Linked DNA regions of Mus musculus: all the other regions are linked to region 5. The links are chromatin loops, found by intact Hi-C in ENCODE. Cell type or tissue: left cerebral cortex. All regions are shown on one strand. Region 1 overlaps Kcnq3 (potassium voltage-gated channel, subfamily Q, member 3). Region 2 overlaps Lrrc6 (leucine rich repeat containing 6 (testis)). Region 3 overlaps Kcnq3 (potassium voltage-gated channel, subfamily Q, member 3). Region 4 overlaps Lrrc6 (leucine rich repeat containing 6 (testis)). Region 5 overlaps Kcnq3 (potassium voltage-gated channel, subfamily Q, member 3). Region 6 overlaps Kcnq3 (potassium voltage-gated channel, subfamily Q, member 3). Region 7 overlaps Kcnq3 (potassium voltage-gated channel, subfamily Q, member 3).

Region 1 (4,000 bases), 72 kb after region 5:
CTTATTGGGTTTCAGGGTTTATCCGAATTTTATTTTCATCACCAAATAAAATTCCATCCCCTTTTTAATAACACATTTGTCTATTCATCAGTTGTTTGCAGGTTAACTTGGAACCACTGCAGGGCCGCTGGTGGCTAATGATGCTAATCTGTCCATGTCTAAATGTGTGCATCTTGCTTTGCTTCATTCCTCTTAAGACATAAAGCGTTCTATTTTATGTCATAGTTGCAGTATGGCATTTGTCTAATTTCTAAGTGAGGCGTTGATGAGGGCATCTGGTGTCTGTGGGCTGGAAGCAAAGGATTGACCAATAGGGCAGCAAGGTCAGAGCCGCTCTCAAGTAGCTCTGTTTCTGTTCTTTCCTGCTCTCTAACTTGCATCTGCTCCTACTAGCTTGGTCCCCAGTGTGCTTGTCACCCACGCATACGCCCACCCATCTCCTGCAGCAGAGGGGAGACTGCACATTGTCTCTCCCAAGCATCAAAACATCTCCTGGCATTTAGGAAGCCTTCGGCAGACCAGGGATGAGGAAGTGAGCCCATCAGGGAACTTAAACACCCCAGCAGGGCCTAGGCTGTGCATGCAAAGTGAGAAACCACGGCTGAGTCTCTCTTATAGGTGGTTCGTTTAGCAGAGGAGAGGCCTGCTTGGCACAGCAGATAGTTTTGGTTGGGGCAAAGAAACAAGTATCTGTGGAGGTGGCCGTGCTGGGAAGCATAGCAACAAGGACGTGGGAATTTCATTTTCAGAGGAGATAGAGAAAAAGCAAGTCTTCTGAACTGACCAGTGGTTTGGTTTTGTGGTTTTGGTTTGGTTTGGTTTGGTTTTGTATTTGTTTTTGTTTTCAATTCAACTCAGATCCAGAGTTGCTTGCATGCCTCCTTAATAGAATCTTTTGTATGTTAGAGATGCAGGGAATTATAACTGGATATGGGGCTTGCTGATCATGGTGATCCACCTGTGTAAGTGTACCAAAACCCAATGTATTTCACACTTCAAAGCGTGGATGGAAGGTTGGATGGACCTGAGTGTCAGACTGGCTGACGGGTTGGTTGCAGATAGAAAGTTAGATGGATCAAAGAACAAAGGAATGTACAACTTACAGAGGTTCCAAATATATTTCCTTTTAGCTGTTCTATAAATGGTGGGAGTGGTCTGCATGGGAAACTGTCCACATAAGAATCAAGAAAATACCATGGCTTAAGATTCTCCCCCCATTATTAGAAACAATTCCCAGATGTTTATCTCAGCAACTTATTTCAAAGCATGGCATGCCCCCACATCCCATTTAATATTTGTTTCATTTACCTCCTAATACTTATTGCACTTACCATGTAAGTATTATTTTTAAAAGTGAATATCCCCTCAGTAACATTCCTACCAATAAGAGGCATTTTCTATTTAGTTCAAATCTGAATTTCTAGATCATAGAATAATGTTTGTCACAAAGGTTATGTTCAACAAATAGTGGTTATGTATATGAATAGTCTCATTCCTTATGGGAAAAGATGAAAAATCCTTTCTAGACCCCAGTTCAAAAAAGACAATATATGGAATACATTATCATGAAATTTATGTAACCTTCTCATTATATTTGACACTGATTTGTATTTAGGAAATATACCAGTCAGGCTGAAACTTAGTTATCAATTTTTGCAACTTAGAGTTTGAAAAAGATGGTATTAAAATCTGTAGGTAATTTCAAGTGTTGTCATCTTGAAATATTATGGCTTTTAGTCTATAAGCATAAAATGTTATGACATTTATTTAATTTAAAATAATTTTAATACCATTTTGTAGTTTTGAATAGTGAACTTTGTATATTTTTTATTAAACACATCCCTAATTTTATTTCACCTTTGACCCCTTGATTATTTAGGATTTTATTGTTCAGATCCTATATATATTTATGGGTTTCCCTAACTTCTGCCTATTATTGATTATTAATTTTATAATGTTGTTACTGAAGAACATATTGTGTATGATTGCAGCCTTTTCAATTTTCTGAAACTCATCTTCTAGCCCAGCATATGGGCATCCTGGGAAACAATCCATGTATACTTGAGAGAACATGTCTTCTGCTGTTGCTGTGTGCAGTGTTCTGGGAATGTCTGTCAGGTCTAGCTGGTTGGTACTGTTACATAAGTCTTCCCAGCCACTTAGTCCATCCATTATTTCATAGAGAATATTCAAAGTACCAATATTTCGCGTGAAATTGTGTGGTTCTCATGGATAGCACATTTGCTCTGTGCCTTGAGGAGCTTTGATGTGGCTTGCATCTATGCTTATCACTGTCCTGCTATTCTGATGAAGTGACTGTCATATTCTCTATGTGGTCTTTTATTTAGGTCTAAAATGTACTTCTAGTAAAGAGTCTATAGTTCAAACATGCATTTTTTTTCCAATTTGGTCTATCCCTGCTCTTAGGTTGGTATATACAAGCCACTTCTAGTTAATGTAGTAACAGATACTGTAGGATTTGCATCTACTGTGTTGCTACATATTTACATATTGCTACTATTTACATACATAATATCTTTTTCATTACTCTATTCTTCTATTACCCTTTTAATTTTTAAAACATATAGTGTATAGGCATTATGTCTGCGTGTGTGTCTATGCACTGTGTGCATGCCTGGTGCCTAGAGAGGCCAGAAAAGGGGTAGATGCCCTAGGACTGGAGCTACAGATGGTTGTCAGCAGTCACCTGGTGCTGGGAACTGAACTGAAGTTGTTTGGGGGGAAAAGCCAGTGTTCTTAACTGCTGAGCCTTCCCTTCAGCCCCTCTTGAATTACTTTTTTTGGGGGGGTATTTATTTCATTTACATTTCCAATGCTATCCCAAAAGTCTCCCACATGCTCCCCCACCCTCCCACTCCCACTTCTTGGCCCTGGCGTTCCCCTGTACTGAGGCATATAAAGTTTGCACAACCATTGGGCCTCTCTTTCCACTGATGGCCGACTAGGCCTTCTTCTGATTCATATGCAGCTAGAGACATGAGCTCCAGGGCGGTACTGGTTAGTTCATATTGTTGTTCCACCTATAGGGTTGCAGATCCCTTTAGCTCCTTGGCTACTTTCTCTAGCTCCTCCATTGGGGGCCCTGTGATCCATCCAATAGCTGACTGTGAGCATCCACTTCTGTGTTTGCTAGGCCCCGGCATAGTCTCACAAGAGACAGCTATATCTGGGTCCTTTCAGCAAAATCTTGCTAGTGTATGCAATGGTGTCAGCGTTTGGAGGCTGAATTACTTTTAATGTTATGTATTTTGCTAGTACTTGAACAAGTTCAAGGCCAGCCACAGGGTCTAAACCGTAAGACCCTGTGGGAATAGAAGAGGTGGCATTCCCCAAGGAAGAGCACACTAGTGCATACAGTGGTGACATAGGAAAGTATTAGGCTCTTTTTGTTTTTCTTCATTTTTTTTTAATTTCCATTACTTAGCCTGCAAACCTTCGTCTCCTCATCTCTGAGGTGCCTCCCTTTCTTCTGCCAGTACTAATGTGATATTGAGTTCTCTCAAGGTTTTCATTTAACTTATGGTCCTTATAAATTAACTTAATTTGCATATATGTTGTCTTTATCATTATACACTATATGGCAAGCTGTCACTTTCTTAACTTCTTTATAAATCTGCATTTGTGGTTTCTTGTGGTATACTTAGAAACATATTTAAAATAGCAGAGTTGAACTTTTGCCTCGTCACTCTCCATCTATTCGTGCTTCCATGGTGATGGTTTCTGTTAATTATGTGTGTGTGTTCCCCTGCATGTAAGTAGTCATTTCCTGTTTCTTTGCTGGTTCATATTTCTTGGGAAGTGGACATTTTAAACACTAAAATGTGGCGACTCTATAAATCAGATTCCCTTATGACTGGTATTGGTGCTGTTCATGGAGTAAATTTGCCAGCTTGGTGTCTACATTCTGTATTCTGTGTAGCTGCTTAAGGCTGGGTTCACTTAGTAGTCTGTTTCGGGACTTCCTTAAATTCCTAGGGCT
Region 2 (4,000 bases), 270 kb before region 5:
TAAATGTGGCAAAAGTAAATACCAAAACCCATGTAGTCTAGCTTTGACTACAGTGTTCACATTCCTCAGAACAAGGTTCTGCCTCTTCCCTGAGTTCAAGGCATCTAGATTCAATTAGCTAGGTGGCATTAGTTTGTTGACCTACATGATTGAAGAACAACAACTGCTTTCCAGCTCCCTACATTCTCCTCTCCATCCCCCCACCCAGACATCCTTACCTCCCACTGTCTCCATCTCAGTAACAATTATCTACCCATTGGCACTAAAACCCAAATCCCTTGGTTCCTGATTTTCCTCTCCCTGGCCTTTATTACTGATCTCCATATGCTTTTATATCAACATTACCAGAGTCCAACTATTCATCAACTCCTCCACTTCTATCTTAGGGTGAGTCAATGTTTCCTTTTACCTAGAAAGTTCAATGCCTTGATAAGAGTCTCTGTGATTCATCTTTTGGCATGCTTTGCTATTCTCAGATGAAAAAAGAGTCAGTTCAGAAAGGACACAAATGTTGCTTTTTTTTTTTTTTTTTTTAAAGAAAAACTTCTGGAAAGTGCCTACAACACATTCCTTGGTGCAAGGGATGATGAGAAATGCTGTTTTTATTTGGTATAACCACGGACTTCATGGGATTCTATTACTAGAGATAAAGGGGAAATAGTAGGGACCTAACTGGTGATCTTTGACCCAGAACAAACTTCTAAAGCTAGTTTTAAGTAACATAGAAGGAGAGTTCAAATTGGCAGACTATAGAATTGTGGGATAAACAATCAATGCAGAGAGGATAATACATAGAAGGCTCCCAAGAGATAAGGTGTGCATGGCTTGTTTGAGACCCTATAGAACCCTATATGGTTAGATTGTTTGGAACAACAAGAGTCCCTGCTGTAGTAGACTTATGGTGAATAGCCAAATGTAAAGGTTAATTTGTATTTCCCAAAGAATTTAGTATCTATTGTTTAATGTTAGATTATACAGATTACAGTTTGATAAGTTAGTTGTTCAAAATGAAACTGACAAAGTAATTCTATGGAATATACTGGCATCAAGTCAGTTACACTTAGGGCTCAGCCAGGGGATATAGCTGGAGGGTCAGGGGTTTTGGCTCTTACCTATGTGGGTTTCTTTGTCTTTTCTCCAAGCATGTCCTTTTCTGAGAACCTCTGCTTCTTTATAAAATAGACGTCATACCATCTAGAGACTGCCATATCCAGGGATCCATCACATAATCAGCTTCCAAACACTGACACCATTGCATACACTAGCAAGATTTTGCTGAAAGGACCCAGATTTAGCTGTCTCTTGTGAGACTATGCTGGGGCCTAGCAAACACAGAAGTGGATGCTCACAGTCAGCTATTGGATGGAACACAGGGCCCCAAATGGAGGAGCTAGAGAAAGTAACCAAGGAGCTAAAGGGATCTGCAACCCTATACGTGGAACAACAATATGAACTAACCAGTACCCCCCGGAGCTCATGTCTCTAACTGCATATGTATCAGAAGATGGCCTAGTTGGCCATCAGTGGAAAGAGAGGCCCGTTGGTCGTGCAAACTTTATATGCCCCAGTACAGGGGAATGCCAGGGCCAAGAAGTGGGAGTGGGAGGGTGGGGGAGTGTGTGGGGGACTTTTGGGATAGCATTGAAAATGTAACTGAAATAAATACCTAATAAAAAAATTTAAAAATAAAAATAAATAGACGTCATAAACTACTAGCTCTATCTCAGTCTTTCCCACTTCGGGAAGGGTGGCAATAAGAAAGGAGATGGGGAAAACATGTGGCAAGTAAAAAAAGGAAGGAAGGATGCTGGGAGGTGAGGAGTAGGACTTTGGAAGCACAGCACACAGAGGCAGCATGTGTGTCCCCAGAAAGAACTCCATGCTGGGTTCTAGCAGAGGCAACTGAAATGCGAGAGAGCACTTCAGCCACCAGGTGTCTCCATCTCTGCACCAAAGCCTTACATGTCAATAACGTCAGTAAGAGTAAATTTATCCATAGGCTTTCTGGGCTTCTTTTTTAAAAAATTTAATCAGCATAGATGTCTTACTGTCTGATAAGTGAAAGTAAGTTCTCATTGAGGATTTTTATATACTCATTGTCTTTTACTTTGATTATATGGTAATTATATGATATTATGTGATATCTTCATATAACCAATGTACTAAAGCGACCCTTCTCGCCCCACCCCCCATGCCCCATCCCCAAATTCATCCTTTTTAGACTTGATTTCTCTTTGAAAGATGATGAGAAACACAATCAGATCATCCTGGACCTGGCTGTCTATAGGTAAAGCATTTTTATTATATATTCATCTTAGGGCCTTCCCATCAGATCTCTTTCTAAATAGCAACTCATTGTGTTCTGTAACAGAGAGATGGAACTTGGTTCCCTGCTTCGAAGAATTCGAATGCTCACTGTAATTTTTAAAACAGATTTTTAATTTTTTTATGTATGAATGCTTGCTTGCATGGCTGTATATATACCATGTACATGCCTGGGGCTCACAGAGGGGCAAAAGAGGGCACTGGAGTCTCTAGAGCTGGAGTTACAGGCAGTCAGGAGCCATTGTGCTTGAAACCTGAACTCAGCTCCTCTTGCAAGAGCAACAAGCATTCTTAGCCACTGAGCCATGTCTGCATCCCCCACTGTAATGTTAAACACACAAAGATGAAAGGGGAGGAGGGAATCAATTACCCCAGACAGAGTCCCATGGCTATGAAAACTCAAACCCTACAGACCGGGTTAAAATGATTCTCAGAGCTGTATTGCTTTCTGATATGCATACCCCAGGCTCCCTTTGCTCCAAGGCTGTTACTCTGATGGCCCTCTTTGTTTTACAAAACACAATGAGCCTTGGTTTAAGTCTCAGTGTAGGGGACTGCCAGGGCCAGGAAGTAGGAGTGGATGGGTTGGTAAGCAGGGGGAGGGGAGAGGGCTAGGGAGTTTTGGAGGGGAAACCAGGAAAGGGGACAACATTTGAAATGTAAATAAAGAAAATATCTAATAAAAAAAATGAGCCTTGGGTGGTGAGCCTTCTCTGCCTTATTCCATCTTAGAGCCCATGATCACAAGATGTCCTCTGCTCCAAGATCCCCACATTATGACTGGTGGTTTTCAGCTGTACTTTATTCCAGCAGACAGGCATGACCACAGTAGCAAAGTGACATGTTTGCCCCTCCTAGTGATGCCAGAGCATTATTACTCTCTCTAAAGGTGCTGGGTTTTGAGCCTCAACACCCTGCCTGTATTATCACCTACCCTTCCTATAACACGAATCTGAAGGTGTCCAGGTCACTCCATCTCATTGCTTGATAGTGTTAGATTTGACCCACTGGCCCGATGACTGGCTCTGATCATTGTGTGCCTCATTCCATTTGTATCCACTTCCCTATGCCTATGCCATTGTCATGGTTAATATCTCTGTCCTTCAGCCTCTGATGAGATGCCATCTTATGAGAGTGGACCTGCCTACTCTCTGAGAAAGACAGAGCCTGCCTTTCCCCAGAACTTCCACCACTCCTTGTCCTTCACTTGCTTTCTGATAAAGTCGACATTTCCTTGTGTCTTAAAATTCTGATGTCAACATTCATTGGGCCGTACTTCTCCAGGACCTCAAATAGTAGCCTATGAGGAGGACCACAGATGCAGTGAATGAATGAGTGAAGGAATAGCAATAATGAAGTCCATGGACATATTTAGGCATGCTCCAGTAAAAGCCAGTGTGTTGTTAATGACTTCTTACATGCTCTTGGTTACATTCCATTTTACAGTAGCCATGGAAGGTGAGCGAGACAGTTTTTTTTTCTATAATGATCTAAGAGAAGGCATGCTTTCAGAGTGACTTCTCTCAATGTAAACAGTAACTGATGAAGCCAGAACAGAATTGTCCAGGTCTTCTTCCAGCTTTGCTTTTATAACTGTGGCAAAAATACACATAACATAAAATGTACTGTGCCACGACATTTGGGAGTATACAATTCAGTAGCACTTGGTAAATTC
Region 3 (4,000 bases), 110 kb before region 5:
GGGCTCCCCGTGGACCCCGGCTTCCTGCGCCCCTCCGGGTCCCACAGAGGACCCGCTCGGGATGTGACCCCTTGACTCCCCACCCGACCTCCTCTGGCCCCCGGGAGGCCCGCCTTTGCCTGCTTTTGGGGGGGTGGGCGGGGAGGGGCGCGCGGATCATGGCATTGGAGTTCCCGGGCTTGCAGCCGCCGCCGCCGCCTCGTCCACGTACCCCAAGTGCTCCTACTTCCCGGAGCAGCAGCGGAGAAGGCGAAGCGCCCGGTGGGGGCGAGGCAGATGGGTCTCAAGGCTCGCAGGGCGGCGGGGGCGGCTGGCGGGGGCGGCGGCGAAGGGGGCGGCGGCGGCGGCGGGGCCGCTAACCCTGCTGGAGGGGACTCGGCGGTGGCCGGCGACGAGGAGCGGAAAGTGGGGCTGGCGCCAGGAGACGTGGAGCAAGTCACCTTGGCGCTAGGGGCCGGAGCCGACAAAGACGGGACCCTGCTGCTGGAGGGCGGTGGCCGCGAAGAGGGGCAGAGGAGGACCCCGCAGGGCATCGGGCTCCTGGCAAAGACCCCCCTGAGCCGCCCAGTCAAGAGGAACAACGCCAAGTACAGGCGCATCCAAACTTTGATCTATGACGCCCTGGAGAGACCGCGGGGCTGGGCGCTGCTCTACCACGCGCTTGTGTGAGTACCTGGCCACTCGGGGCGCCCCTTGGCGGCCGTGCACCTTAGGGTTCGGGCCAGGGCTGGCATAGTGTTGTGTCTTTGGCCACTCAGAAGTGCTCTCTGGCTTGGGTTGGGGATGGAGGGACACCAGTTTGGCCTTAGCCAATGGTTCTCTGCGGTGTGACGGAGTGTTTCTGGTGCCTGGGACAGCAGGCTTTCAAGCTGAGTTGGAGATTTGAACTGGCGAGTGCGCAAAAGTGCGCATTTATTGTATGTTCTGGGATATTGTCATGGAAGCTTAAAAGAAATAGATGATATTTCTAATGAAGCAGTTGAGTGGGACAAAAACGGTCCTTTCAGAAGCACCGGTTCTTCTTGGGGTGGATAGCTTGCAATCACCACTCAATTTAGATGATATATCCCAGAGTTGAGGATAGTAGCGGTGCACACTGCCCATAGGCATAGTGCCTGTGTACGTGCGTGTTCCATGTGTGTGCTTCCCTTCCTTGGAATGGATGCTGAAGTAAAAGAATAATGGGTTTGGCTTTAATTGGGGGCTTAGACAGACCAAAATGCAGGTCTTTGTGTTCTTTTAGTAAAATGAATAGGAGAATAGAAAAGGGGCGGGATTTCCAAGCTTAGTCCAAAGGGTTTAGCTGAGCCATAGGTAAGGTGAAGCTATTTGATGCTGGAACATCCGTATGATTTATGTGCAACATCCCATAGTTTAGGTTCTACCATCTCTGTAGGTACAACTGTTGCCCATCTGTGGTTTGGCTGACCAGGGCATTGGACACCCAAGAGTCCGGTGGGAAGTTTGTCCCCTGGGACTCCTCTAGAAATAATCTCCATGCTAGCCCAGAAAGTAAATGCTAGGGCGGAAGAAAAATGGAACTCAGATGTACCGACTCCTGGGATGCAAAATACACACCCGTATTTAAGAAGGAAGAGAGGGTACTTACTATCAGAGGGATTCCTCACCCAGGACTGGAATCCTGAGTGCCACAACACCTTGGATGTGTGTGACAAGGCACTTCTTGATACCAGCTGCTTCCTGGCTTTGGCTTAGGAAGCTGTATGGCTGTCATGGTTTGGGTAGGAAGTAGACTATTACCTTGACCCTTCCAATTTAAGGCAATTGGTTTCCCTCCGGTTGACCCTTAACTGACAAAGAGGGAAGAAGTCAGGGAATGTCTTCTGTTTTTTAAGTACTTGCCTGCCTTTTGAGGTTGGAAGAGCTTTTCCTGGTTTGGCCACCAGGTGGGGCGTCCACACAGGACCGCAGTTTTGTGCAACAGGTTTCTTCCAGGTTACAAAAGCCTTTCGAGAATGCATCCCTGAAAACTCAGGAAGCAGCAAGAATAAGGATGACGTACCTTGCCAGGGACTTGGATTTTGGTTGGTCAAGCCTTTGATTCCTCTGTATTTTCAGAAAGCATCTGACCCAAAGCTTAACATGTGTTGTTCTTTCATAGTGAAATGAGGTTTAGCTGGCATTCATTCTTTGGTCTCTAGAACCATGTTCAAATTGAAATGAAATAAATGCTAGGGTATATGTAGTTTTAAAAGGTTGAACAAATTATCTGAGAGCAGGTCCTATGTCCCTTTGCATAAAGTTGTGTTCAGTGTGTGTTCAATGCCTTTGGAGCCTGGTGTTTAATTGAAGCTTGAGATTCCCTCTTTCTTCTCCTCCCACCTTTTCTAGCTGGAATCTGAAGCCTTGCCTTGCCCAGTCTGCAGAGAGAATAGATAAAGACTATTATAGAATCAGCTACAATGTTATTTTACTGTATGCTTGTTCATATCTCAGAAACCAGCTTGTAAGTGCCAAACCTATAGCCAGAATTTCCCAGAGAAGACCTCAAAACTTAAGACCATTAGAATTGTCAGATAAATACACATTGTGCTTGTTTCTCACGTGACCACAATGAGGTAATGCCTGTAACTTATGCTTCATGGATGAAAATTTGACCGCTGCAGGAGATAAAGACAGTTGTCCAGCATCGCAGGGATAATGATTTTAAACATATCTGGCTTTCTGGCTGTACTCAGATTCCATTTCTGATCCTTGGGGCATTTTGCTGAGCATTGCTGGGTGCCCATTGCCCATTGATAATGCAAGGCTCTTGATAATCATTTTTTCTAGCTCAAGTAGGAAATCAAACCAGGATCCGATCAGAACCTAGGAGCCACTGTTAGGAAAATGGGAAGTGGGCTGGGGCTAGGTTTTGTGGCTTCTGATTAAAGATATGCTTTATAGGAAAGCTCTTCTTGGGCTGGGTTTGGGTTCCTAATACTCAGATAAGCTTACCAAGTGGCTTCATTTTACATCCTTCCTCAAGCTCAGGAGGAGCCCAGACAAGGGAACACAGCTTCATTGACAATTCTGGATTTTGCAGAATTTTTAAAATTCAGACTGTGAAGTGCCCATTATCCTGTGCTGGGCTGTGGCTAATGGCAGGAGGGGACCAAGAAATTCGGTTGACCATGAGCTCATAGTTCAGTACTCTCTCTTTCTTTTGTAAATTAACCAGGCCTGTCAAGTGAGGTTTCTTTCTCCCCTTTCTGTCCTAAATATAAACGTGAAAATCAATCATTTCTCCCATCTTGCTTCCTATGCCTCAAAGGCCCATCCCCTGCTCCTAGCTATTCACCTTCACTAGGTACCTTTTCTCAGCCTTCAATCTGGTTAGGCTCAAGTTGCCCCCTATGCCTTCTCCAGGCATAGAATTATGTGTGCTGCTTTGAGCTGATGAGCTTGCTTCTCTGCCCCATGAACCCAAAAGCTTCTTGAGAGTGAAAGTGGGATGTATTTCTCTCTCTCTCTCTCTCTCTCTCTCTCTCTCTCTCTCTCTCTCTCTCTCTCTCTCTCTCTCTCTTTTCTGTTTTCTTTTTATTCTCAAGCCCTGGGAGACCATAGAACCCATGATAGGTACTTAGTAAGCATTTGCTGTGTGGATACATAGCAGAATTCTCTCAGGATTCTAGTTAATCAAGACTTTGCTATAACAGCTTTACTGTTACAACAGCGACAGCAGTAAGCAGCTGGAGTCAGCACCACGGGGTTTTAAGAGGAGAATCATCCTTGGAAGTGTTGGGCTTTGGGGGGGGGGTGGTGGATGGACGAGGTGGAGCTCTTGATTGGCTTCAAGAAAAGATCACTGCAGCCCTGTCTTTGGCTAAGGCAAACTTTGATATTACAGGAAACATGGTGGGTTCTGAGTTTGTATATATGGTTCTGCAGGCACTAAGTAGGAACGACCCGGAAGCTGAGGATGGTGGGCCTGCCGCATTGAAGAATGGTCTTCATGCTTAAATTGGCAATCATGACACAATAAGTGTACATGAGGTAC
Region 4 (4,000 bases), 280 kb before region 5:
AAGGATTTCTTTCTTGCTTTTTCTAGGGCGTAGTTTCTGTCCTTGTATTGTTTTATTTTTTTCCATTATTATCCTTTGATGGGCTGGATTTGTGGAAAAAATATTGTGTGAATTTGTTTTTGTCATGGAATACTTTGGTTTCTCCATCTATGGTAATTGAAAGTTTGGCTGGGTATAGTAGCCTGGGCTGGCATTTGTGTTCTCTTAGTGTCTGTATAACATCTGTCCAGGATCTTCTGGCTTTCATAGTCTCTGGTGAAAAGTCTGGTTTAATTCTAATAGGCCTGCCTTTATATGTTACTTGACCCTTTTGTCTTACTGCCTTTAATATTCTATCTTTTTTTTTGGGGGTGGGGTGGGTTTATTCAGCTTGCACTTCCACATTGATGTTCACCAAAGAAAGTCAGGACAGGAACTCACACAGGTTAGGAACTTTGAGGCAGGAGTGGATGCAGAAGTCAAGAAGTCATGGAGGAATGTTATTGGCTTGTTTTCCTTCTTGCTCAGCTTGTGTTCTTATACATCCCAAGACTGATGGCACCACCACACTGGGCCTTACCCACTTGATCACTAATTAAGAAAAGCCTTGTAGCTGTATCTCATAGAGGCATTTCTTCAAGAAAGGCTCCTTTTTCTGTGATAACTTTAGTTTGTTTCTAATATTCTATCTTTATTTAGTGCATTTGTTGTTCTGATTATTATGTGTGGGCAGGAAATTCTTTTCTGCTCCAGTCTATTTGGAGTTCTATAGGCTTCTTGTATGTTCATGGGCATCTCTTTCTTTAGATTTGGGAAGTTTTCTTCAATAATTTTGTTGAAGATGTTTGCTGGTCCTTTGAGTTGAAAATCTTCATTCTCATCGACTCCTTTTATCCATAGGTTTGGTCTTCACATTGTTTCCTGGATTTCCTGGATGTTTTGACTTAGGATCTTTTTGCATTTTGCATTTTCTTTGATTGTTGTGCCCATGTTCTCTATGGAACCTTCTGCACCTGAGATTCTCTCCTCCATCTCTTGTATTCTGTTGCTGATGCTCGCATCCGTGGTTCCAGATTTCTTTCCTAGGGTTTCTATCTCCAGCATTGCTTCACTTTGGGTTTTCTTTATTGTGTCTACTTCCCTTTTTAGGTCTTATATGGTTTTGTTCAATTCCATCACCTGTTTGTTTGTGTTTTCTTGTTTTTCTTTAAGGACTTCTACCAGTTTGGTTGTGTTTTCCTGTTTTTCTTTAAGGACTTGTACCTCTTTAGCAGTGTTCTCCTGTATTTCTTTAAGCGAGTTATTAAAGTCCTTCTTGATTTCCTCTACCATCATCATGAGATATGCTTTTAAATCCAAGTCTAGCTTTTCGGGTGTTTTGGGGTATCTAGTACTGGCTGATGTGGGAGTGCTGGGTTCTGATGATGGTGAGTGGTCTTGGTTTCTGTTAGTAAAATTCTTATGTTTGCCTTTAGCCATCTGGTAATCTCTGGAGTTAGTTGTTATAGTTGTCTCTGGTTAGAGCTTGTTCCTCCTGTGATTCTGTTAGCCTCTATCAGCAGACCTGGGAGACTAGCTCTCTCCTGAGTTTCAGTGGTCAGAGTACTCTCTGCAGGCAAGCTCTCCTCTTGCAGGGAAGGTGCACAGATATCTGGTGTTCGGACCTCCTCCTGGCAGAAGATGAAGGCCCAAAACAGGGCCTGTCCCAGAAGCTGTGTAGCTTCTGTTGTCGGCACTCTCACCTACACAGTCTAGTCTCTGAGAGATCCCAGACCAGAGATGGCTCCCCCAGGTGTTCCAGCAAAGCCCTTCCGGGCGGGGTGGACACCTCTCCTCTGGCAGGGAAGGTGCCCAGATGTCTGGAGCCTGAAACGGGGTCTGCCTCAGAAGCTGTGTGGCTTCTGCCTGTCCCAGAAGCTGTTAGCTTCTGTAGTCCACACTCTCACCTGTGCAGACTAGTCTCTGAGGGATCCAGAACCCTATTGTTTATTTTTATACAGGGTTTGTCACAGGGACCTGGTTCTCACCAGTTAGCTGACCGGCCATAGAGCTCCCTGTCTTCAGCTCCACTGTGCTGGAGTGATACCTGTGTACCACCACACCTGGCTGTTTACATGGATACAAAGGGTAGAACACAGTCCTCATGCTTGTGCAGGAAGGACTTGATTGACCGAGCTATCTTCCCACCCTCTATTTACATTTTAATTTGGAAAAAGTATATAACTATCATGTAAACACTGTCTATAACAATGAACACTTTGCTAATATAGCCAAGGGTGGCACAGGAGCTGACTTGAGTTGGGGCTCTTTGTGAAAAGCCCTTTCCATGAAGAGGCTCAGAGAATACTATTGTTTCAGGAGCTGTGATTTGATTTAAGCCCCAACAGCTTAATATAGTGAGCAGTTATAAAATTAATAGAAATATTTTGAGAGCTTTTCATTAATTATTTTGACAGAAGACCTACTTATTTCCAGTAAGGGTGCTTTGTAAACTATAAGGCTTGTATGAAATAAACATTGATTTAGACTAGTATTTCTGATTTCCCATTAATTACTTTGATTCTTTGTTGCTATGGCATTATTATTTCTAATTTTAAAATATATCAATCAAAATTATCATGGGGCTGATCCTTCTTTCTTTATTTCTTCCCCTTCTGTTTTCCTTCTTTGAAAGTTGACATAATGTGACCCTATAGTCCCAGAAATTCTCCTGCCTCAGCCACCCGAATGCTAATGTTACAGGCATGAATCACCTTGCTCAGCTGAAGTGAATAATTGTATTATCTGCTGCTTTTTGTTTAAGTGGTTGGATGGCAAAGAAATAGAGCGTTCTGAAAGGATCCAGGCATTGCAGAACTACACATCAGTTGAGCAGCAAATCAGAGAGCAGGAGAAAGCTTACTGCCTTAGACGAGCCAAAGAGAAAGAGGAAGCTCAGAGGAAACTCGAGGAAGAAAATGAAAGTGAAGACAAGAAGAAGAGCAGCACAGGCTTTGATGGGCATTGGTACACAGACATCCACACTGCTTGGTGCGTCCATCAGTGGTTTGCATTCTTGTTAACTCCCATTAAAACACCTGCAGTATTTTCTCTCCAAGGTGTTCACAGCATCAGTTATATTCCAGAACATGACATCACAGTAAGCTTGGCTGGGAACGATATGAATATCGCATAATGATGATTCTAAAAGGACTTTTTTTCCCTTAGAAAAACTGCATTTCCAGCAGTTTTTTTTTTTTTTTTTTTTTTTTTTACCAGCAACTGGCATTTGCATCTGAAATTATCCCTAGAGAAGTCTCTTTAAACATGTACGGAAAGATGAATTAACAGGTGTACCTTGATTTCAAAGGCAGGAATAGTTTAGAAAAGTTAAATGCAAATCACACAATAATAAAATGAATAATTCTGATTGCATCCTGAAACATTCTATTTTGTGAGTTACATGGTGAATACATTTTTAAATGTGATTAATAACCTTCTAATTGATCTTTTATGAATCTGAATTTTTCATGGTATTTATTTTAAGTGAATCACAACTATAGTCACTTGATTTGATTCTATATAAAGTTTCAAATATTTACATAATATATTTCTTATTGAGAAAACAATAATTATAAAATATTTCAGATGGATAGAAGTGCTTTATAAACAACTAAGCAAGAAGCTATTGTTCCACCACCCAGAGAGAAGAAGCGACAGTCATTTGTATGCTTGCAGTAAATCTTTTAGAAATAATGAACTGTTAGGAAAATGCTAGAAGCCTACAGAATATCCTTGTTCCCCTCCTTACCCTCAGTGGTGTCTGCTGCCCTGAATCCTGCATATAGTCGACATATATCTTACTGTGGCCAGGAATGGTGGCACCAGCATTTAGGAAGCAGAGGCAGCAAGTCTCTGTGAATCCAGGCCAGCCAGGGCTATCTAGGGGCATCTGCCTATAAATATCTTAATGTAATAAAACTTACTGTTGTATTTTTTGTCTAGCTTGTGAAATATTTCATGGCATTATATCTGTGGATCT
Region 5 (4,000 bases):
CTTGACCTCAGTTGGTTTTTAGAGGTGTGGTGTGGCATTCCCTTAAATAGACCAGCTCTTCATTAAGTAGCATATAGAACAGGATACACTTGTGTCTTTATCAAGCTGTTAGCTCCTTTGAGGACTGTTTTAGAAGCTCTGCTCTTCCTCATTGCCCACTAGAGTATGCCCTGTTTATGAACAATAGGAAGATGAGCTCTTGCAAGCTGCAGGAACATGGACCCTAGTGCCTAAACCATCTGTAGGCCAGTGGCTGATCATCGAGAATAGCAGTGAGCAGAGGCCTGGCTGGTAAAAGGCATGAGTGAGGGAGGCAGACTCAAGGAAAGCTGAGGTATTCAGTGAACCGGAACCTCCAGAAAAGGAGATCTTGGGTTTTCAAGGGAGAATGGCTCTTGATCCAGAGTAGGACAAAACTGCTTGCAGCTTTGTGGGATTTCTCTGAGGAAAGAATAGGGCCACTAAAAGTAGAAGAGGCTCATTTAGAAGTATAAATATGGAGTCTGAGAAGGCGACGCAGGGCCTTCTCAGTTGTCTACAGGGACAGGAAGGTGTGCTGCTCCAAGAACACAAGTTGTCTGGGGTTAGTGACTCCATATCCCTCAGAAGGAATATTAGAATATTAGAAGTCTAGCGCCAAGAACCATCGCTGCAATACAACTGCAAGTTACAGCTGGTTTGCTTTCTGTGGAGATTGCTTTGACCATAGCAGACTGTAGCTGGAATGTCTTCCAGGCTGCTAATACATTTTGAGTTTTGCACATGCAAATTTACCTATAGGAAGGGAAGGCCTGGAAAATGGAAGGACAGTTCTAGTGAATTCTGTCTTAGGAGAGAGCATGGAAGCCAGAAGCTTCTCCTGTAAATATTCTTCACATTTTCTCAGTTCTGTGTATTGGAGGTTCAGTGAGATCTTGGCAGGAGCTCTGCAGTAGGGGGAATCAGAGCCCTCCCATCTCAGAGATGATCACATCCAAGACCTGTTCTGGTCAGCTGAGCCTGGTACAGCAGAGAGATACACAGAGTAGAAATTATCAGAGGCCAGAGGGAGCTGGGAAAATACTGAACAAATGTGGACTCACTGTGATGACCAAGAACACCCCCCCCCCCCGCCCTGTCACTTTTCTTTCTTACACCTGGCCTCATCTTATTGCTACAAATAACCAACATTTTTTGTTGTTCTTGTTTTTTGTTTATAAACAGAAGCAACTAAGTCAAATTACAGTTGAGAGAAAAAGACCCTAGGTGATTATCAGTTCTACCCCAAAGTCCCTCTCCTCAGGAAAAAGCTATGACTGAAATATGAATTATCTAGCCTTCTCCACACTCTGTTTTGACACTTAGCACCTGTCTGATGGATGCTTCTGGTGCACAGTGAGCACACATCCCAGTGCTCCCCAAGTCTAAAATAATATTCCTGTCAAAAACTAGTGAGATGAACAGCACCTGTCTCTTCTGCTAATCCTTCAGTCCTGCAGACTGTCCTCCCTCCTGTCCCCTCCTCTCCTTTTTTATTTCTTCTCTCTCTGTCCATTTAGGGCTGTGTCTAAACCTTGTACTCATCTGTGATTCTCTTACACTGGGCACCTAGCTAGCATGTATCAGTTATCAAGCTAATGGTAGAACTAGGTGAGACTGGAGAGTGGGGACTTAGCACAGATGGAACTAAAACTCCCCCAAAAGGAAAAGACTCCTAACTAGAATTCACCCCACAACCATCCAAAAGGCCATGTGATCCGTTATGCAAATCAAGAGACATGAGTCACCCAGCTTTCTTCCATAACAATGTTAAAATAGCACCATGTCTGCCAAAATAAAAAATAAAATCAACAGAGGGGAAAAAAAACTCATTTGGAGTTGTCATTTGCTTGCGCCATCTTGTGGCTGGATCTGTCACTCCGTTCGCTAAGTCACCTCCCCAAGAACATGATGGGCTGGACAGCTAGCTGTATGCACCAAGTCATCTTCTCATGTAACCATCACATTGACCTCTGCTTACAGTGTATCTGCTAACGTCCTTGTTAGGTTCTTGACCCAGGAAAAGTCATATGAGAAGCTGTATTGAGGGGACAGGGGCATCTATGTGACCATGATGTCTTCAAAGCTGGCTAACTTCTCTGTTCCTTTCTATTCCTGTTGCTTGCCTTCTATACGTTGGTGTGAAGCAAGTCAATGCTTTGTTTAGATTTGTTATTGAAAATGTGACATTACGGAGGACTTTTTCCAGTATCATTTGATGGAACCAGGAACATTTTACACACTTAATGTAGTGAAGTAGAAACTGGGTGAGTTAGACACAGGCACCACCTCAGGCACTGATTTGCTATTTTCTTCTGAGCATCAGGATATCATAGCATTAGGGCGTGGCTGAGCTCCTTCTCACTTTGACAGTCTAGGTTTTTGTACTGAACTGCTATGAGCTGATGATCCTGCTCAACTCCTTGTGTTTATATATGCAGAACTATGGCTATTGAAAATCGACAGCGCAATCTAGCTCTTCTATAAATAATCGGATTCTTTCAGTATATTGATAGCTTGTAAATGAGGGAGGGTTGAGTTGGGTGTGTGTTTGTGTGTGTGTGTGTGTGTGTGTGTGTGTGCACAAGTACGCACGAGCTAGCGAACAAACCCAAGGCTTCACTCCTACTTCATATGTCCTTTACTGCTGAGCTACAAGCTACACATACACCAATGATTTCTTGTAGCTGGCACTGGGTCAGACCTGGAGACAGAATGGGTATGTTATTATTCTTGTTTCTATGTCCTGGTTAACAAATGAAATGTGATAAATGACAGCAAAACTAAGGTTAAATTCTGTGAACGTGTTACACATATAGAAAACTAAGAAATAAATGAACATTATTATAACCTACTTGACAGACTCTAATGTCATGAGAGGGTTATTTGAAGTGGACATGATGATATTCGGGACCAAGACTTACCTTCTGTGGGTTCTGATAGGACGGCAGGGCCACTGCGAAGGGAGGGAAGTTGGATCAGGGTTTGGTCTGCAATAAATTAGCCAAATGTAATTCATATAAGGTTCAAGAACAGGACAAACCCCAGAACTTCTGCCTAATCCCAGAACATTCTATGGCTTTCCCACACAGCAGGGACACTCTAGGCAGTAGGGCCTGCCAGATTCTCATGCAAATACTATTCATTACACTCATAAAACATTTATTTCTAACAGCTTTTATGCAAATTAGAAAACCTCTGGTGTAAATTTACCCAGAGAAATCTGAAGTGCTAAGTAGCCACCTCTGAAGGTGCTGATTCCCCATCAGAACAGTTCAGGCCCAGCTTCTTCATCTACCCAGCATTGCTTCCTGCTTATCAGTTCACTTCCCTCTAGGTGTGAATTAGTTAAATTATAGGAACAGTCTTTATAGTGTATTTTTCCCATTTATCTATCTATCTATCTATCTATCTATCTATCTATCTATCTATCTATCTATCTATCTATCTATCTATTTGCTTTACATCCAGTTTGCAGCCCTGCTCTCTCCTCCCAGAACCACTCTCACCCAGCCCCTCCCTCTTTCCTCATCCCCCCAACCCTGCTCCTGCTCCACACTTAAATCTCTGAAAAGGAGCGGATTGCCCCTGGGTCCCAACCCACTCGGACACCTTAAGTCACTGCAAAACTGAGTACATCCTCTGCCACTCAGGCCAGACAGGACAGCCCAGTTAAGAGAACAGGATCCACAGGCAGGCAACAGAGTTAGTGTAAGCCTCCTCCTATACACACACAAACACACACACACACACACACACACACCCCTGCAGGAAGACCAAATTGCACTTCTGCTACATACATTCTAGGTAGAGGAGTGGCTAAATCCAGGGCTCTTTGGTTGGTAGTTCAGTCTCTGGGAGCCTCCAAGGGTCTAGGTTAGTTGATTCTGTTGGTCTTCTTCTGGAGTTCCTATTCTCTCCTGGTTCCTCAATCCTTCCCCTAACTCTTACAAAAGACTGTCTACTGTTTGACTATAAGTCT
Region 6 (4,000 bases), 79 kb after region 5:
AAAGAAAACCAAACAGAGAAATTGTTTAGGAAGAGTAACTCAGCCCAGGGCTTCCTCTACTCATTTTCAAAGGATGCTCTGCAGGAAGGTGTACCACCCTCCATAGCATCTTGCAAGGCACAGTCCTTACAGTGAGTGGATGTTTAATAGTTCTTTCTGTTCTAGACCTTATATTTGGTGTATGTTCCCAGCTTCCATATCATTCAATAAAGTAGAGTTTTAAAGGGCAATGTGTATGCTTTGACTCAACCTATTTGGTACCAGGAAATAGAGTAGAATATCTATGAGAGCTGATAAACTTTACAACAGCCTCCTTCAGTGAAGTTTCCTTCTGCCTAAACTTAGGTAGGTAGTAGGTAGAGATGAATATGAGCATCTGAGGGTGACAGCTTCATCTCAACAGTCCGATGATAGGATGCTAGGATGATAGGATGCTAGGATGATAGGATGCTAGGATGATAGGATGATAGGATGATAGGATGCCCTGTGGGAAGGGGCTGAAGCCTTGCAAGTAAGACCAGTATCTCTGCCTGAGTACTGCCCATCTTTTCAGAGATGCAGAAGATGTCTGTTGGTGTGTCATAAGCCTTCTCTGAGGGTGTTTTACAATCTATTCGTGTTCAGATACAACTAGGCCACTGGCCAGCTCCCCCACAGGTTGTACTCTATGTTTTAAGCTAAGTATCACTCTAATTAGCTTGTCTCAGAAACTTAAGACTTTCTGAAATAGTTTAAATGCACCATAACCACAGACTATAAAGAAATTAACTATAAACTATTTAAGTTGCCCTAAACACAAATCCCACTTATAGAAGGTATTTTATGGGGGTAAGGTTTTCTTTTCCTTTTCATGCAAGAATTGCTGACATCCCAAACAGGTTGAAGACAGGGACTCAAAATGATGCTGTCAAGAAACGTGTGTCTCTTTGTCTCTTGACTCCACATGTCTCCATGGATGCTCTGTCAGACTCTCCCTTCCTAGAGGCAGGAAGGTAGCTTGCCAACTCAGGCCTGGCTATGACTACCTTCTGAGGTTGAGGAGAGAAATCTAGTTTCAAGGAAATAAGGTCCGTGAACTGCTTCTAATGGTACTGTCTTGGCTGTCTTTCCCTAGCTAATCACTATGCCATGGAGCAGTGGTCATCCACTGATTGGCTGGGTCAGAGGTGTGGCTGAAAGAGGCAGGGTCCGGGTGAGCTACATGGTGAGTCTCTGGGTGTGAAGAGACTGGTAGAAGGCAGTGAGTGCTTCTGTTAGAAGATAGGGATAGATAAGCCAGACGTGGTGGCTCACACCCATTATTGCAACACTCAAGAGCCTGAGGCGGGGGTATTTCTACAAGTCTCATGACACCACCGTATTTGGACTTCACAGTAAAAACCTGTCCAAAAAGGAAGAGAAAGCGGGGAAGGGATAGAGGGAAGGAAACAGGGAGGGAGGAAGGAGGATCTGAACTGTTTCTACTACCACAGTCAGCTAAAGAGGGTCTTGAGCTCCCCCTACAGGTCAATCTAAGGAATCACCATCTTCATGAGAGAAGTGATAGCAAAAGGCAAGCTATATTAACAGAATGCGATATTTATTTGTATATTTATTTATGTACTTAATTGGAAGGATTCCAGACATCCGTGTTCCATATGGAGACTCGTTGACTGGAAAAAGTCTCATTTTCTATGAACCACCAACGCATTATCTAGAATTAGAAAATAGCTAATGACTGTTATAATCTTTTAAACTCCTATTCCTAATACAGTTTTATAACTCATAGTATGTCAGAGCAATAGTGGAGGACTCTAACATTACATGTAGATTGTAGTTTTGGCATGTACGTGTCATGGAGTCCTAATGTTCTATTGATGTGGAGCCCAGAAACTTGGTTAAAATGTCAGATCTGACTTTGTCTGTGTGGGCATTAATGAAAGTGTTTAATGTTTCTCTTTACACCCCAATATACCTGGGACTATAGTAACACATACTTCTAGCATTAGGTTAGTAGTAAATGAGCCAGTATTGTAGACTTCCTCTGCTATCCATAAAAGGATAGTGTCAAGGCTCCTAGAAAGTAGCCAGAAATATGTGAAATCTAGAATTCTGTATGGAGTGTGTTTCTCTGGGTTCCTCTTAGTGCCAGAGTTAATCTATCCTTCTGTGGTCTGTTCCATTATATTTTCTTATATCGCCACCTTTTTGCTTTGAAGCCATGGTGTATTGAAAGAGGAGCTTTTGAACACAAGCACGGATGTACCAGCACACTGGATTTGATAACCAAGGTGGCAGGGTGGTAAAAGGATGGGTACCTTAGATGCAATGGATGTGCTAGTTTAGGGAAGGTTCACATCCCTGGCAGAGCAAAGAGGAATGACACAAGACTTCCTGGGACTTAGTATGATGTTCACTTTAGACTTATGGGCTCAACTGTCCAGAGTAACTTTCAGAAGTTTCCATTTAATATTTTCAGACTGAGGAACAACCCTTTCTGGAGAATTCTCCAGAGCACTAAGAGATTTCTGGAGGAAGCGATGCTTAGCCTGCAAGCCAAGGTGTCAGTAGCCACAGTTAAAAACAACAAACAAAAACAAACAAACAAACAAACAAAAAACAGAGGGAAAGCCAATGCTAATGGAAGGAGTGGGGCAGGCAGAAAGAGGGCAGCCCAAGCAAACAACAATGATAAAAACAAAAACAAAAACAAAACAAAACAAAACAACCCCACACTTCCCCTTTTACCAAATAATGACTTAAAGGGATGTTTCTGTTCCAGAATGGCTCATAAAAGAAACCCTGAAGCTGTGCTGTGGAGACAGCACGTGTCTCTGCAAACCTATTTCCGTTTTGCTACAGTCGCTTTGTAAATCTGCAGTGGTTGGCATTTTCTCTCCACATGACTCTTCTCTCAAGGGCCTGGGCAGAAGCCGTTTATTGGAAATCTCTCATCTTGTTATTTTGAGGCACTTATTTATTTATTTCCTGGGTTGATTTAAGTCCCCTTTGCCTAGCCCACAGGGTTCTGGCCATTTGCACAAGAATTAGAGAGCAAGGTAGCTAGTTTATTTGCTGGAAGCAGTTTCTTTGCATTAGCCTCAGGGCCCTGGCCATACTGGATGTAGCAATGTGCCCAAGTTTCCTACTAGGGATTTGAGAAGGAAAAATTAACAATTCCTAAGAATTCCATTTATGTATGTGAATTCCAGAAGGATCCCTTGATTATATTTTGTTTGTTTGTTTGTTCATTTGATCATAACCCTTTAAGCTTATTATGTATGGGAGGAATTTTCCTAGGTTGAAAGACTATGGGATACTTGCAGGCTTATATTTTTCAAAACTTACTTTAATAATGGTTCTTAAATGTGTCAACCAACCAAAGGTAGAGGAGGAAAATGACTGATAGGACAGGGAGGGCATGGGCCTGTAGAAGTAGTCATCAGTCTCCTTCCTTGGGGTGGTTCCAGTCTTCATTGTCAGCAGTCCAGTCCACTAGCAAAACACCAAACATGAATCAACAGCAGTGCCTTGATCCAGAAGAAACTGAGGCTCCACAGGTCGGCAAGTTTCCCCAAAGCAGCAGGAGGAAACTGGCAAGAAGTAACCAGAACACCACCAGAAGTTCTTTGGTATGCTAGATCGGAGAAGAAAGCAAGGTGAACCAACACCAGCGAGTCATCCATTGTCTGTTGGGTTACACTTATACTCTTCCCAAACAGCACATGTCCTCTCAAGCATTCACTCCAGCAAAACATCGCATGCCCTTCCACCAGACAGCTTACAGAAATATGCCATGTGTCTGTTCTCAGAAAAAACACCCCTCATGTGTCTGCTAGAGCAAAACATCCTCCCACATGCCTGCTTGAGCAAAAACATCCTCTCGTAAGACAGTTTCCAGAAAAACATCACATGACACACTGGCTCTCCAACGAAACTAGAAATGTCCACTTCAGAGAGTTGATTTGGGTCCTGTTTGAAGAGAATTCTCAATTTCATTGGTTTATACAAGGATGTATCA
Region 7 (4,000 bases), 60 kb before region 5:
CTGGCCTATCAAAGTCTCAGACATGCCCACTCTAAGGTAGGGCATTGTATAGGGCATACATGCTAAGCATAGGGAGTCCTATGGGATTGTCTTACAAGCCTGCCTATGGCAGGGACCATACAATTTCATTACTATGTCTTCCAGGCATGTCACAGGGGACAAAGTCCATTGTTTTAAGTTCCAAGAAGGTTCCTGGATATGAAGCACAGGAATGAACCCAGATGATGGGTCAGGAACAAAGACCCAAACTCATTGTACCAAGTTTTTTTGTTTTTTGTTTTTGTTTTTGTTTTGTCAAATACTCAAGGAATTGTTAGCTTCTTAAAAGCATCTTTGTAAAGTGATATGACAGGGCTTTCTAGGGAGAATTTTGGAAAACAATATTTCATACACCCTGGATTGGAGATGATCTCTGAGTTTAATACATGACAATTACAACAAAACACAGATATACCCATACTTTAATAATACTTATGTATATTTTATTAATAATACTTTTACAAACATTTATAAATATGTTTGTAGCCTATATGCGATGTCTTATAGCCTTTGGTATAAGCAGATTGGTAGGTATATGAGTAAATGAGTCCATTATTGCTGCTTAAGCCACCCATCCAGTGATTTTTGGCAGTCTACTATTTGTCCTGTGTGTGTTGACCTCTCCTTCCATCCTGCAGTGGATGTTGAAGGTAGAACTGATCAGTTTCATAGAACTTCTCACAGTGTACACTCACAGCTGAGCTTTGGTTGTACAGATTTCTGGATTGGGCTCTCTGGAGTGTTTATGCTCTTTCTAGGTAGTAAAAGCAGTGGAACTGTGAACTGCTGGCTTAGTCGCTAGAGTGGGAGTCAGACAGCACACCAACGCTTTCCTTGTGGTGTTCTTATTTTATTGGAGGACAATATGATACAGAACTGAGGTCACAGTGTTCTAGAGAAAGGAATAGCCCCAGATAGGACCAGAGAAGAGAAACAGGCAGGAAAATCCAGAAACTAGCAATAACCTGCCATCTTTATATTGGAATGGAACTGAAGCCTATCTGAAATTCAGTCCAGTTCTTAGGTGCAACAAATATTGTACACATTGGTTTGTTCTGAATCCAGTTTAAGCTGAGTAAATCCAGTTTAATCTGGCCCTAAACTTCTGCCTTCCAGAGAGAGGAAAAAACACAATGGGCTTGGTTTGAAAAGCTGGGAGCAAATATTCCCAACTTCAAGAGCACAGAGGATAGGCTCAACTCCCAAATGAAATATCTTGAAAGGTTTCATGGATGGCCATGGACTGTCACTAATCATGGTGAATCGTTTTTCTGTTTTTTTTTTTTTTCTAAATCATTAGATTATAGATGTTTTTGCCCCAGGATGTAAAATCAGTACAGTACTATATCAATTATTTTAGGAGGGGGTCATACAACAGCATATTGTATACCATAAATACACTGTCATGGCTAATCTTTACTGCCAACTTAATTGCGTTTAGGATCGTCTAGAAGACACACCTTTGGGATGTCAGTAAGGGTGTCTCCAGAATTCAATTGAGAGAGAGGATCTGCTTTGCATGTGGGTGGCACCATATCACGGGTTGGAAAAAGGCAAAAAAAAAAAAAAAATAACAAGCAAGGAATATTGACCACCAACTAGCACCCCTTTCTCTGCTTTCTGATTGCAAGATTTGATATGGCAAGCCACTCCTTGTTCCTCCTTTCATGTTTTCCCTTTATTTCTGCAAACCCTGAGCCAAATTATAACCTTCCTAGATTGCTTAATTTGCTTTTACATCATCTATTGTCAGAACCATGAGAAAACTAGCAAATATGTGCATATAATAATTATTATTATGAGAGATGGTCTCATTGTGTGTGTAATTCATGCTAGCCTCAAACTGGATGTGTAGTCTTGATTTTCCTGTTTTAGCCTTCTACATGTTCAGCCTGGTCGTTAAAGTCTTTTTATAACAGGAAAGGGGAAAAAATTATGTCTAACCTTTCTTTACACTGCATAAGTGACTATCTCAGAAAATTTTCTTTTTATCACAATGACCCCCATCCCTTAATCAGGCCAACATCTGTTCTGATTAATATGTATCCATCCAGGCAGTATCTGGAGCTAAATGTTTTGGAATAGCACCCTTCCCTTGACTAGAAGTTCTAACTCTTACTAGACTCATGTACAATTGGAAAATGGCCTTCTTATTCCCAATTCACAAGTGATGACTATTTGTACAGAGATTTGAAGGCCTTCCATACATGGTCTCCCTACTGGGACTTGTGTGTTCTCTGTAGCTGAGTGTGAGCTTATGTTGCCTTTTCTGTCCCAATGGCTTGTGAGAAATGTCTCTTGAGTAACTCTGTTGGACCATATGGCTTCTCACTTCCCCACCTGCTATGTCACCCTTCCGGAGTTCTGCTCTCTGTGTTGGGATATCCTATCCTTCTAAACGATGAGGGACTTCAGCACTCAATATGTAAATCTACAGTGTTCCCTGAATGAGCAAACACTGACAGAATGAAGAGTGAATTGAGTCTCCCGTTAGTGTCTCATGCATTGACAGAGTCAGACACATTTAATTTTGCTAGACTCCACCATAAGCTACAAACTCCTGGAGTCCCCATACCCATTTCCCTTTGCAATTCATGTGGTTGCCTACCAGCACAGCCCCTAACACTGAGTAGATGCTATGTTTGAGTTATGGGATAAAGTAGAGGGCTCATCAGCCATCCATGCTTCAAGTTCACTGATTGGATGGTAGGTAAATGAGTCTTAGCCACTGTCACATTTCAACACTCTTAAGGGTTCTTCTGGAAGCAAGCTGTGTCTTTCAGGTCACTGGGCAGCAGGGAACTTAATGTGGAGTGAGAGGACTTGATCTCAAAGCTGTTCTTTGTAGAGCTGCAGATTCTGTGGAGCTGAAAAAGTTCCCTGGGGATGAAGACAGGTGGCCTGTAGGGTCCTGTTCTATTCTCACAACTTTTCCAATGTGTTCTAGCAGAAGCTAACCCCTCTCATCTGACCACATTCTGAAGTCTTGCCTAAAGTCAAGTCTGAGACACATTCATTTCTGACAAATGACAAACTACTGGAGGATGCATCCTGCGTAATGTTCTTATTTCTTTCAGAATTATATATTGTTTTCCCCAAATCCTATGAGGCAGGAAACACGTTGCCCTCCTACAGACATGTATTCAAGCTCTCTTTAGTAGCTTATGTGCTCATGGTGGATCACTTAGGTGTCTCTCTTCTCCTCAGCTGGAGAGTCAGGACAGGTACTGATTGTGAAGATCAAGATCAGAGAGTGGAAACCCTTACCTTATTTCTGACTGAAGAGGAAATGTTTTCAGTTTTTCCTTATTTAGGTGTAAAATCACCAATGGGTTTGTTGTATATGACCTTTATTATGTTGAGGTATGCTCCTTTTATTCCTACTTTCTTTATATTTTTTATTAATGAGTGATGATGAATTTCAGCAGAGGCCTTTTTCACACTGATTGTATATAATTACTGTCTTTATACATGTACTGTATTACATTTATTGATTTATGCATGTGGACTCAAACTTGTGTTTCTGTAATGAGACCAACATAATCGTAGTATATGATCTCCTTAATGTTTTCTTGAATTCAATCTTTAAGTATGTTAAGGAGAATTTTTCTATACTTATAAAAGAGGTTTCTCTCCCTCACCCACCCTGTGTGTGTGTGTGTGTGTGTGTGTGTGTGTGTGTGTGTGTGTGTGTGTGTGTATGGAGGTGTATGTTATTTTTGTTGAGTTCCTCATTAGATTTTTATATCAGAGTAATGCTGGATTTGTATAATGAATTTGATAGTATAACTTGCTTTTCAATTTTATAATAAAGTTCATCGAGTACTGGATTCAGTTCTATTTTATAAATTTTCAGTAGAATTTATCCTTGAATTTCTATGGTCCCCTTTCATTGTCAGAAGACTATTACTGCTTTAGTCTTACTGCTTGTTATGTATTTGGTTAAATTATTTATAAACTC

Evidence for each region. Hi-C counts contacts between places; a loop is a spot of excess contacts. Peaks named below come from ENCODE experiments on the same cell type or tissue, not always from the same donor. Only the 100,000 strongest peaks of a DNase experiment are listed, where the experiment ranks them.
Region 1: it touches region 5 in a loop (2.3-fold over the local background); 3 of 42 quality-filtered maps call a loop at or near these places.
Region 2: it touches region 5 in a loop (4-fold over the local background); 11 of 42 quality-filtered maps call a loop at or near these places.
Region 3: it touches region 5 in a loop (9-fold over the local background); 17 of 42 quality-filtered maps call a loop at or near these places.
Region 4: a loop joins it to region 5, with 2.4 times the contacts of the local background. A loop is called at or near these places in 12 of 42 quality-filtered maps.
Region 6: it touches region 5 in a loop (2.9-fold over the local background); 3 of 42 quality-filtered maps call a loop at or near these places.
Region 7: a loop joins it to region 5, with 4 times the contacts of the local background. A loop is called at or near these places in 4 of 42 quality-filtered maps.

Annotation. Positions count from the first base shown.
Region 1 is chr15:66,098,225-66,102,224 of GRCm38, reverse strand. The region is part of intron 1 of Kcnq3 (potassium voltage-gated channel, subfamily Q, member 3); the gene reads left to right. Among named protein-coding and RNA genes, the nearest start is that of Hhla1, 120 kb to the right of the region's middle. In left cerebral cortex, no CTCF peak of the experiment used is centred here; DNase peaks (open chromatin) are centred at 447 and 2,167; H3K27ac peaks cover 1,361 bases.
Region 2 is chr15:66,440,445-66,444,444 of GRCm38, reverse strand. It overlaps Lrrc6 (leucine rich repeat containing 6 (testis)), which reads left to right. Exons shown (of 12, transcript NM_019457.2): 8 at 2,222-2,287. Among named protein-coding and RNA genes, the nearest start is that of Gm31006, 58 kb to the left of the region's middle. In left cerebral cortex, a CTCF peak has its summit at 1,925 (motif pointing right); a DNase peak (open chromatin) is centred at 1,919.
Region 3 is chr15:66,282,501-66,286,500 of GRCm38, reverse strand. It overlaps Kcnq3 (potassium voltage-gated channel, subfamily Q, member 3), which reads left to right. Exons shown (of 15, transcript NM_152923.3): 1 at 1-665. The coding sequence starts at 277. The region is part of intron 1 of Gm27242 (a long non-coding RNA gene); the gene reads right to left. Among named protein-coding and RNA genes, the nearest start is that of Kcnq3, 2.1 kb to the left of the region's middle. In left cerebral cortex, CTCF peaks have their summits at 679 and 1,902; DNase peaks (open chromatin) are centred at 1,070, 1,907, 2,396, 2,572 and 3 more places; H3K4me3 peaks cover 3,444 bases; H3K27ac peaks cover 3,322 bases.
Region 4 is chr15:66,453,078-66,457,077 of GRCm38, reverse strand. It overlaps Lrrc6 (leucine rich repeat containing 6 (testis)), which reads left to right. Exons shown (of 12, transcript NM_019457.2): 5 at 2,783-3,009. Among named protein-coding and RNA genes, the nearest start is that of Gm31006, 46 kb to the left of the region's middle. In left cerebral cortex, no CTCF peak of the experiment used is centred here; no DNase peak of the experiment used is centred here.
Region 5 is chr15:66,170,399-66,174,398 of GRCm38, reverse strand. The region is part of intron 1 of Kcnq3 (potassium voltage-gated channel, subfamily Q, member 3); the gene reads left to right. Among named protein-coding and RNA genes, the nearest start is that of Gm27242, 110 kb to the left of the region's middle. In left cerebral cortex, a CTCF peak has its summit at 1,885 (motif pointing left); DNase peaks (open chromatin) are centred at 459, 1,799 and 3,092; H3K27ac peaks cover 1,416 bases.
Region 6 is chr15:66,091,120-66,095,119 of GRCm38, reverse strand. The region is part of intron 1 of Kcnq3 (potassium voltage-gated channel, subfamily Q, member 3); the gene reads left to right. Among named protein-coding and RNA genes, the nearest start is that of Hhla1, 120 kb to the right of the region's middle. In left cerebral cortex, a CTCF peak has its summit at 1,518 (motif pointing left); DNase peaks (open chromatin) are centred at 1,446 and 2,900; H3K27ac peaks cover 179 bases.
Region 7 is chr15:66,230,179-66,234,178 of GRCm38, reverse strand. All of the region lies in intron 1 of Kcnq3 (potassium voltage-gated channel, subfamily Q, member 3), which reads left to right. Among named protein-coding and RNA genes, the nearest start is that of Gm27242, 47 kb to the left of the region's middle. In left cerebral cortex, no CTCF peak of the experiment used is centred here; DNase peaks (open chromatin) are centred at 831 and 2,366.